Regions from separate parts of the Mus musculus genome. Here region 2 is linked to region 1. The links are chromatin loops, found by intact Hi-C in ENCODE. Cell type or tissue: left cerebral cortex. All regions are shown on one strand. Links, peaks and the distances in the headings refer to the core of each region. The heading gives the core; the rest is flanking DNA. Region 1 has its middle 39 kb from the start of Gm38791. Region 2 has its middle 42 kb from the start of Gm33318.

Region 1 (5,384 bases), core at 310-5,309:
GAAGGGGTGAACCATCCAGTGTGGATGCTAAAAACTGAACTCAGGTCCTCTGCAAAAGCAGTCAGTGCCACTAAGGCCCCCTCCAGCTCCCAGCACTCTTTTCTAAAGACCACCATGTCTAACTTCCATATCTGCTTCCCCATATTTCTAGAGCATATGCTTCTAGGATACTCAGTTCGCAATGTGAAGAAACTGCTAGAAGATAGGTACCCACTTCAGTTGAAAGGAGCCCAGTGTATGAGTTTATTAAAATAGATTCATCTCCTCCAAGAGTTGAGCAAGATTAGGTTGGAAACCTCAGTAGCTCCTCATCACACTTGAAGATCCTGCGGAATGACAGGTTGGGAAGGTGTGATGCTGACTAGCCTTGGGTGTAGAAAACAGAGGGGAAGTAGAAAAGACTTGAAGCAGAAGACAACTAGGCTCATGAAGAGAATAAAGGTCACCGAGATGGGGTGCACTGAGAGGAATGGAAGACAGGACAGATGCAGAGCTTGCATGGCCTTGGAGTGTATAAGATATGGCCTTTGTGGGGGTGGGGGTGACTTTTTTTTTAATCAAACATTAAAGACTATTAAAAAAAAAAAACCCATCTGGGCTATGGTGGCACACGCCTTTAATCCCAGCACTTGGGAGGCAGAGGCAGGTGGATTTCTGAGTTCGAGGCCAGCCTGGTCTACAAAGTGAGTTCCAGGACAGCCAGGGCTACACAAGAGAAACCCTGTCTCGAAAAACCAAAGCAAAAAAACAAAACAAAACAAAAACAAAAACAAAAAAAAACAAAAAATACCCCAAATCCCAACATTATTGAAGGAATGAAGGACACATGAAGGAATCAATGGGGGATCCAAACATTACCTTCCTAGAGAACTGTTTGACAATGGAAATCAATGAATAATTGATGTATGCTTGTATGCTCTTTAACCCAGACATCCACTCAATTCTAGGAAATCCTCAAAATGGTACACAAACATTCCTCTTTAAATATTTTTCTTTCACTATCTTTGATAAGAGTAAATAATCAGAGGCAAGCAAAACATCAAATGGTAGTTGATTAATAAAGTGATTATATTAACAGATAACCATTGCTCTACTAAAACTTAATTTTTTTTTAGGATTTTTTTTTAAATGTGTCTGAGTGTTTTGCCTGAACTTGCACCTGTGTTCCTGGTGACAAAAGACATCAGAGCCCCAGGAACTGGAATTACAATCAGTTTTGAGCTGTCGCCTGAGTACTGGGAGTTGAACTCTGGTCCTATGAAAGAGAAGCCAGTGTTCTTTTTTTTTATATTTATTTATTTATTTTATGTATATGAGTACACTGTAGCTGTCTTCAGACACACCAGAAGAGGGCATCAGATCCCACTACAGATGGTTGTGAGCCACCATGTGGTTCCTGGGAATTGCACTCAGGACCTCTGGAAGAGCAGTCAGTGCTCTTAACCACTGAGCCATCTCTCCAGCCCAGAAGCCAGTGTTCTTAATTGCTGAATCAGTTCTCTAGCACTTCCTCATTACAAATTATTATTGAAGATCTATCACATGGAAAGGGAATGTTACAAAGTAGCATATTCAGTTCATCTCAATTATATAAGAATACAATAGTCTACATTTTCAGAGAGTTAAAGGACTGGAAAAAAAATACAAAGCCACAGGTTAACAAATGAGCCAATGAAGCTCAGAAAGAAAAGGTGCCTGAAACCAGGTCTACTGATCTGTTTGATTCCAAGGACCCACCTGGTAAAAAGAGAGACCCAGTTCCCACATGTTGTCTTCTGACCTCCACTCAGGGGCTATGGCATGAGCAACCCCCCTGCACACACAAATAAATAATGTTTTCCTGAAGAGAGCAATGTTTGTATTTTCAAATGTTAAAAAGTTTTCTAACAGAAAATTATCTGGGGAAGTGTTCTTCATTTCCTAAAGATCTTAACGTTTATACCTTCAGTATTCAATAGTAACTGTATCTAGGGATCAAAAATATGGTACAGAGACTAGACTATTTATATGAAGGGATTGTTATATGCAAAAATTAGAATAGAAAACAGTGCCAGTCAAAATATAGAGAAACTACACAGTATAAATTCAGCTTTATAACAGGCTACACTAAAATAATTAGAAGGAAATATACTTGCCAAAAAAATGGAAGTCTGAGTCTAGAGTTGAGAAAATGCCAAGAGAAAATGGAAACATTGTCAAATATCCCCTCTCCGCTCAGGGCATGGCACAGATGGTTGAAGATAAAGAAAGACAAATCGTCCATCCATGCGAGTCTCAGGAGACTACAACAGAGAGTCTAAGCTTCAGTCCATCCGACATAGAAGAACACAGCTAGCTAAAGAGATGGTTTTAAAACTCCTCAGCCATCCCGACATTCTGACCCTCATAAATGGATCTGCTTCACAGCCTCCTCCTTGGGATCCGGTGGGGGGCTATTCTACCAGTGACACAGCTCTGGGGCTATTTCCTATTTGAAGCGTTCTCTTTGGAAGGAAGGAGAAAACACCAGAGAAATTTAGAACACTCGAGAAACTCCTGTAAGTTACAAGACACACAAGGTCCTTCCCAAATGTACATAAGCAGTGAGCAATTTCTGGGAAGGGGAGGCTGGCTGGCTGAGTTGTGCAGGGAGCTCCAGGGATATAACAGTCAATGAGATGCTACCAAGGCTAGGGCCCGAGTTTTGGTGTTATAGCCGTCTTTGTGTCTGTCACTCATGGTTAATCATGAAAGTAACCCCTCACCTACTGTGCAAGTTAGGTTTTTGTCACCTTGATATAAACTAAGGTCATCTGGGAAGAGGGAACCTCAGTTGAGAAAATGCCTCCGTCAGATTGACTTAAGCATCCCAGAAAAATGGACACTTGCAATAGATGACAATGACCTATCTTCTGGACAGAGGTTTAATCCTAACCCTTGTGCATTTCACATACTTGAAAAAGTATCAAGAAGAGCCATAAAGTCAGCAGCTAAGGAGTTCAAACTAAGGGACTTACATATGTCAGAAACATCCCTTCCAGGACTCATAAAATTTAGGAGTGAAGGGAAAGTGTAGTGAGAATTTTGGTTTCTTTAAAAACCCAGTTATGGGGCTGGAGAGATGAATCCATGGTTAAGAGTACTAGCTGCTCTTCCAGAAGTCCTGAGCTCAGTTCCCAGGACCTGCATGGTGGCTCACAACCATCTGTATGTAATAGGATCTTCTGGTGTGTCTGAAGACACTGACAGGACAATGTACTCACATATATAAAATAAATAAATAATTTTGAAAACATTTATATTATGTGCATATGTTTTTGTTTTAATCCCAAGTGTGGGGTGTGTAGCTGCTTCAGATTGTCCACAGCAGCTGACTATGATTTGTCTCATGCTCTGGCAGGAATGGGATTCTGCCAGCTGAAGATAATTTACGTTTGGAATTCTGGGAACTCCTTCTATTGTCTTAAGACTTTCTATTGGCTTAAACCTTTGTCTAAGCACTCATCTCTGGTGTATTGACCCATCCAGCAGGTCCAGTTATTCGAGGGTCTCGAGGGGACCTTCTCCTAAGAACCAAATTGGGGGATAGAGAGAGACGAGAACCTTGTGTAAAGAACGACACGGAAACATTCTGAGTAACATCAAGGTTCCACTGTATTAGCCAGGCCCAAGGTTTAAATGCACAAGCAAAAAGGGAAGTGCCTTTCAGCAGGAAGGATGGGGTAGTAGAATTGCACAAGCAAAAGGGGAAGTACAGGTACTTATCAGCGGGAGGGGTGGAGCAATAGAATTGCACATTCTTTAGGCAGTTACACGGGGAAGCAGGAACTTGGCGGTATCAGGGTACATCTTGTGGTCAGGACATCCGGCGCTGACTTAGGGCTGGAACACGCTGACTTAGGGCTGGAACAATCTGTGGTTGTTCTCGGAGCGGAGCTTCGGTGGACCGCTTTTGACCCCCTTTTCTTCTCAGGGGTTGAGGCCCAATTCAGAGATCAGGACAATTGTGTTATCTTAATAGCTCCCAACGGTGTATAATACACAACAGAGTGGGCCTTGGCACTACTGCTAGCTTCCAGTCATTTCTACTCCTATAGGAAACCCTTCACCATAGTCCCGTAAGAAGACCAAATAGCATTGATTAGTTCACCAAGTTAGACTTCGGTGGTATGAGTACTTTGGTCTGTCATGGGCTCCCTATCTGAGGTGAGAAGACATGTGTCACATCTCCCCAGAAAATGTGGTGTAACACAACAGTTGTGCTCCTCAGATTGATTTTTTTACTTTTATTTTTTGAGAGAGAAAGTAGCATATAGCCCAAGCTGGCCTTGAAATCATGTGTAGCTAAAATAACATTGAACTCTTTTTTTTTTTTTCTTTGAAACTCATTTTATTACAAAGATTTAGTTTCTTTTTTTGTTGTTGTTGTTTTTGTTTTTTGGTTTTTGTTTTTTGGTTTTTTTTTGGGGGGGGGTTTGTTGTTGTTGTTGTTGTTTGTTTTTTGAGACAGGGTTTCTCTGTGTAGCCCTGGCTGTCCTGGAACTCACTCAGTAGACCAGGCTGGCCTCGAACTCAGAAATCCGCCTGCCTCTGCCTCCCAAGTGCTGGGATTAAAGGTGTGCCTGGCTTAGTTTCTATTCTAAACAGCTTTTTGACATAGATCTCAGGAGACAGCTGTATCAGGCTCCTGTCAGCAAGTACTTCTTGGCATTAGCAATAGTGTCTGGGTTTGGTGTCTGCATGTGGGATGGATCCCCAGGTGGGGCAGTCTCTGGATGGCCTTTCCTTCAGTCTCTGCTCTGCTATTTGTCCCTGTATTTCCTTTAGACAGAAGCAATTCTGGATTAAAATTTTGGAGATGGGTGGATGGCCCATCCCTCAACCAGAGAGCCATGCCTAACCTCTGGATATTGTCTTGAAAGGTTCTCCCTCCCCTTTGTGGTATATTTCAGCTAATGTCATCCCCATGGGGTCCCGGGAGCCTCTTGCTTTCCTGACATCTGGGACTTTTGGTTGCTACCCTAGTTCCCCATCTCCCATTGCTACACACCTCTGTTCAATTTCCTGACCCTCTATACATCTCCATCTCCTCCAATACCCGATTCTGCCCCTCTTTTTTTCCATCCTCCTCTTCTCTTCCTCCCAAGTCCCTCCCACCCTCTACTTCCCTTGATTAAATTGTTATCCCTTCTAAGCAGGACTAAAGCATCCTCTCTTTGGTCTTCCTTCCTCTTGAGCTTCATGTGGTCCGTAAGCTGTATCGTGGGTATTCTATGCTCTTTGCTTAATATCCACTTATCAGTGAGTACATACCATGTGTGTTCTTTTGTGACTAAGTTACCTCACTCAGGATGATATTTTCTAATAGCTGAGTAGTACTCCATTGTATAAATGTACATTTTTTG
Region 2 (5,384 bases), core at 328-5,327, 270 kb before region 1:
GATCTCAGTAGGCACATAGACCTTAGCACAACTGACTTCATAATGGAACTACCATTCAGGCTGTAAAACTCAGCACATAGACAGCATCCCTTGCCAAAACTAAAACAAAGACCTAATCTATCAAAGTCCATATAGTTCTGGGAACGTCTCAAAATATACTAACTAGTTCTGGGAACATCTCAAAATATACTAACTTTTTTTTTTTTTAGTTTTTATAATTCTTTGTCTGGCTAACTGTTCTTCTTAGCTGAAGTATGTCAACCCAGAACATGTGTTTTGTACTTGAAAGATCATCCTGAGAAAGGCCTAGTGCTACATTGATATCCTGAGGACCCAGTGTAGCTGCTAACTAGTTAATAAGGACTTCTGTTGGCTTTAACCCATGTGCATGAAGTCTTCTCTTGTCTCGTCCGCTCTCAACCAGCAAGAACGACACGACCACCAGTCCTTCTAACAGCAGTTTATTCAGCAAACTTCTGTCTTCATCTCTCTCGCTTCATCTTTTTCCTCATCTTCCTCTTTCTCTCTCTCCCTGACCCGGGCCTCTCACTCTTATATACTCTCAGCCCTCATCCACTCAGGGCAGGCCACGTCACCTCACCAGGCACACAGCTTCAGCTAATCAGGGCAGCAGGGGCATGTCTCCACCAAAATGGATTCGCCAGTATCCTGGTGCACCTGCGCAGCTCTTACGATGGTTGTGGCTTATTTTCAGGTGTATGAGGAAGTCAGGTGCAAGTCATAAGACTTAGCTGCAGTCCCTGGCGCCTTCTTGGGACTGCTGCCACACCCGCTCCTCACATTCTCTGGTAAATACCTCATAACAATTAGGACAAGTGAGAACCACTGTTTTAGGAGGTATGCGGTTTACATGCATTCTCACTCATATTTGGGGTTATCTGTTCATGCGATTACTTATTTCCCTTGTGGTACAGAAGTTTTATAACCTAATGCAATCTCCTTTGTCTACTATTATCATTATTTCCTATTCTAGAGACAATATAAAAAAATCATTGCCCAGACAAATATCACTATATTTCTATAAGTGTTGTAACAAATTGTCACAAACTCAGTGGTTGAAAAGAACATAAATAAATTTGCAATTTTCTAGTTCCTGATGTTAGAAAGTGCGAAGTCAGTTCAATTGCCATGGTTCTGGAAAGCCCAAGGAGAAATCCATGTCCAGTTCCCAGAGGTTATGGGCATGGCCTGGGTGTGGCTCCTTCCCTGCATCACTTCCTTTCTTTCCTGTTTTCTTTGATAGGCTCACGTTTCAAAAGACTGCTCCTAATCATAATTGCAATATGTAAAGTATATTTGGAGAGTGTTGGGGCCCAAAAGCCCCTGGCATCTCAGCCTCCATCTTTCCCTGGGCCATCATCTTTTAATTAACACTATTTTGTTTCTTCTACTGCCTTGCTTCTGTTGACTCGGGACATTTTACGACAGGGGCTTTCTGGACATTTTACAATGGGGACATTCCTTTGATGTCAATGTGTTACCAAGCGATAACACCAGTTTGGCCTCTGCGCCTGAGCAAATGCCGTTTGTGGTTTCAGCTTTCTAAGCCCTCTGCTTCCCAAGAGTAAATGAGACTTGAACAGAATTTTTTGTCTTGTCTCCTTCCATCATGTCTCCTGATCACAATTTGTCATTGTTGCTCCCTACCTGAGACCCCTGTTGCTTAAGTCCTGCAGGTCCAGGCAGGAGAGTTTCTTATATATAAGACTTTTTTTAAACCCAGTTTATTTTCTCTCCACTGCACTCTACATTTGTATGCCATATTGCGATTTTATTAACAAAACAATTGATACTAAAAAAATAAATAAAAACAAAGAAACAATGTCCTATATTTTGTAGTGGTGTAACAACTTCAAGTCTTACATCTGTCCTTATTCCTTTGTGAGCTGATGTTTGTATACTGTAGAATGGCTGAATTTCATTCTCCTACATTTGGATATTCAGTTTTCCTAGTATCACATACTGAAGAGACCATGTTTTTCCCATTGTATATTCTTGGCACTAGAAAGTTAGTCAGTCACTGGTGAATGCATGAATCTCCTTCTTTCTGCTTATGGTATTCTGCTTCACTGATTTATATGCCTGTTTTTATATCAGTGCGGTGTTGGTTTGCTTCTATGACTTTGTGGTCTATTTTGAAATCAGGTAACATGATTCCTCTATCTTTGTTACTTAGGATTTCTTCAGCTCTTTGGAGTCTTTTGAGTTTCCATTTAAATTTTAGGTTTCTTATTTTTCTTATTTTTTCTTATTTTTATAAAAAGAGCTATTGTACTTTTGATAGGGCTTACATTAAGTTTATACATCACATTGAATGATATGGGCTTTAAATAATAGTAACTTCAAATCCATGAATACAAAATATATGTCCATCTTTTGTGTTTTTATAATTTCTTTCATATATATTTCATAAGTCTCAGTGTACCTTTTTGGTTTGATTTATTTTTTTATTATAACTAATCATTTTATTGTAACTAATCATTTTTTTATTATAACTAATCATTTTCTTAACTGGGAAATGCTTATTGTTAGTATGTAGAAAATAGAAACTACCATATTGCTTTGAACCCTGCAATATTGGTTTTCTCTAGTCTTTAGAATTTTTTATATGTAAGATCACTTTGTCTACAAAGGAACAATTTCATTTCTCTTCTCTAATTCAGAGCTTTAATGCTTATTTTTCTTGTCTAATTGCTCTAGTGAGGGCATCTAGGAGTATATTGAAAGGGAGTAGTGAGAGACTGTAAGCACATTCTAATTTGCTTTGGGCCAGAGCATTCCCAGCAACATTTCTGTATTTTGCCTCCTTTTCCTCCTACACCCTCTTAAAAATATTCCTGCAGTTTATATAATGGTAGGGAGGGAAGAACCTTGAGATAATTGAGCCAGGGTATTTTCAATCTCTAATTTACTTTGACAATCTGTTAGATCATTTTTTTCCTCTTGGCATGAGCTGCCTTAGATGGCAACGCTTGGGTCCTTGTATGCAAATTAACTTGAGCTTCTGTTATCTTCAAGAGGACTAGAAGTTGGGAAGATGGTATAATTAGCAGCCTCTATCATTACCACATGATTATAATAAGTGCAAAAGGAAATTTCAAAACATGAACTAACAATTCTTTCAAGAAAACAGGAGTCCCAAGCAAGTGAAATGAGATAATATATTCTATTATAGAACATAACATGTGATCAATCACTGTAACACTGACAAACAATTTTTTAGCATTGTTTCTTAGGCTTTGGTGTAGAGCCATTGCTTGTAGTAAAAGAAGTTCAATGTGCAACAAAATGATCAGCAGACAATTAAGTAGTGTCAGGGAGTCTGGGAACTTTACCTAATCATTCTCAATATTCGTAATGTATCCCACTTATACAAGACATTGCAGCCCCAAGGCATGGTTTCTTTCACTAGATCATTGTGCACTCATGGCCTGATGTGACCTATTGAGAGCATATTTCTGAGCATCTCTTGAATACTAGGATTTGTCTTTGAAGAGACACACCATCACTAGAGAGCAGAAAACTTCAGAACTGGGAAGGCAGTTCAGTTCATAAAAGTATTTGCCTGGCGTGTACAGTGTTCTGCGTCTGCACACACTGGGCATCTCTGGCACTGCTTATGGGCACACCTGTCATCCCAGCATTCCGGAGGGAGAATCAGGATGGTCAGAAGTTCAAGGTTATCTTCAGCTTGAAGCTAACCTGGACTAGAGACCTTATCTCAAAATGATGATGATGATGATGATAAAGATGTTCATAACTGACAGGGAGCATTGCTTCTTCATAGTGAAAAAAATCCCCCCAAATAATAATCAATCAGAAAAAAAGCAGGTGGTATGGTATCCCTGCATATAAGAATGTCAAAAAATGCTGTATATTATGTTTTTCAGGAAAAGAAATGCTTTACATTTCCCTCAAAGAATTAAAATTTGTCTCTACAGTGAAACATAGTCACTTCATTTTCTCTGTGCTAGTATGTAATAACTTGCTTGAGTTTCAGAGAAGCATGGTTTACGTTTAATGAGGCCGCATTGGCTCCTTCTGACTGTTGGAATTTTTTTTTTTGAAAATTCCCAGATTGGTCAGGAATTCTGTTTTTTTTTAAAAATGTGTTTGTTTTGGTTTTTATTTTTATGCAGACTTTGAAGCTAACAAAACCAGACTTTATTTATTATTTTTAGATATATTTTTATTGTGTGTGTACACACGTGCTTGTATATCAACATGCACATACACCAAAACATCTATGTGGAAGTCAGAGGATAACATGTGAAAGTTAGTTTTCTCCTTCACTATGTGGGTCCTGAGGGTCAGACTTAAGTCCTCCAGCTTTGCAGCACCTGCCTTTACCCGATGAGCAATCTCATCAGTGCCCAAACTAGTCCTTAGGTGGTTGAGTTTTAGTTTGTTTTAGTCTGGAGATTTTTTTTTTTTCTATTTCCAACATTTCAGCAGAGCCACTGTTATTAAAGAACACTAGACAGGGGGTGGGGAGGATAGGTTGGTCATAAAGAGACTTCCTCAATTACTCTCCACCTTAGTTTTTGAGCTTAGATCTGCTTGGTCCTGGTGCTCACTTATTCAGCAAGACTGGCAGGCCAGTGAGCTGTAGGGACTGCTCTGTCTCCGTCTCCTCAGTGCTGAGATTGCAGCCATGTGCAGCTAATCTGTGCCTGGATTTTCTCATATGGGCTCTAGGGTACAAACCAAGTCCTCATGCTTGCAGAGCAAGAAGTTTATGGGCTGAGTCATCGCTCCAGCTCCAGTAAGGTTGTGCGTTTAGTCTGATTGTGCGTGTAGACAAGCTCTTTCCCTGGCCTCTCCTCACTCAGGCTACTAAGATTTGTATTCTCCACTGAACAAACTTAGACAAGGGCTGTGATGAAGAAGGCTGGTAAAGTCATGGCAATACAAAACAAGGTGCTATTAAGGTTTCAATGAATAGTGACCAAGGAAGATATTGTGGAGGATTATGTGGGGTCAGGACAATGATAGAGAGATCACTAGGATCTCTATATGTGGGGTGAGAGTGAACACAGCCAAAGAGACCATTGTGCTGATCTGCAGGCTTAAGCAGGCATTGGACCATTTTCCAAAGTCTCTGAGACATACCATTTTCGTGAGATTATTTTTTCTTCCCAGGTTAATTGACAGGCCCATTGGAAGGTTGTTGTTGTTGTTGTTGTTGTTGTTTTTGTTTTAATACCTTATCAGAAAACTTCCTGGATAATAAACTTCCTGGGAGTTCATAATGTCATGCTTCTAGAGAATATTAAAGATAGAACTCAGATTTCAATCTTTGATCACAAATTGTATAACATAGTTGTCGCAAGATATTTGATCACACTGGGAACCATATGATT

Evidence for each region. Hi-C counts contacts between places; a loop is a spot of excess contacts. Peaks named below come from ENCODE experiments on the same cell type or tissue, not always from the same donor. Only the 100,000 strongest peaks of a DNase experiment are listed, where the experiment ranks them.
Region 2: it touches region 1 in a loop (3.0-fold over the local background); 1 of 42 quality-filtered maps calls a loop at or near these places.

Annotation. Positions count from the first base shown.
Region 1 is chr6:37,750,964-37,756,347 of GRCm38, forward strand. No RefSeq gene overlaps it. Among named protein-coding and RNA genes, the nearest start is that of Gm38791, 39 kb to the left of the region's middle. In left cerebral cortex, for the core only: no CTCF peak of the experiment used is centred there; a DNase peak (open chromatin) is centred at 2,227.
Region 2 is chr6:37,481,969-37,487,352 of GRCm38, forward strand. No RefSeq gene overlaps it. Among named protein-coding and RNA genes, the nearest start is that of Gm33318, 42 kb to the left of the region's middle. In left cerebral cortex, for the core only: no CTCF peak of the experiment used is centred there; a DNase peak (open chromatin) is centred at 2,916.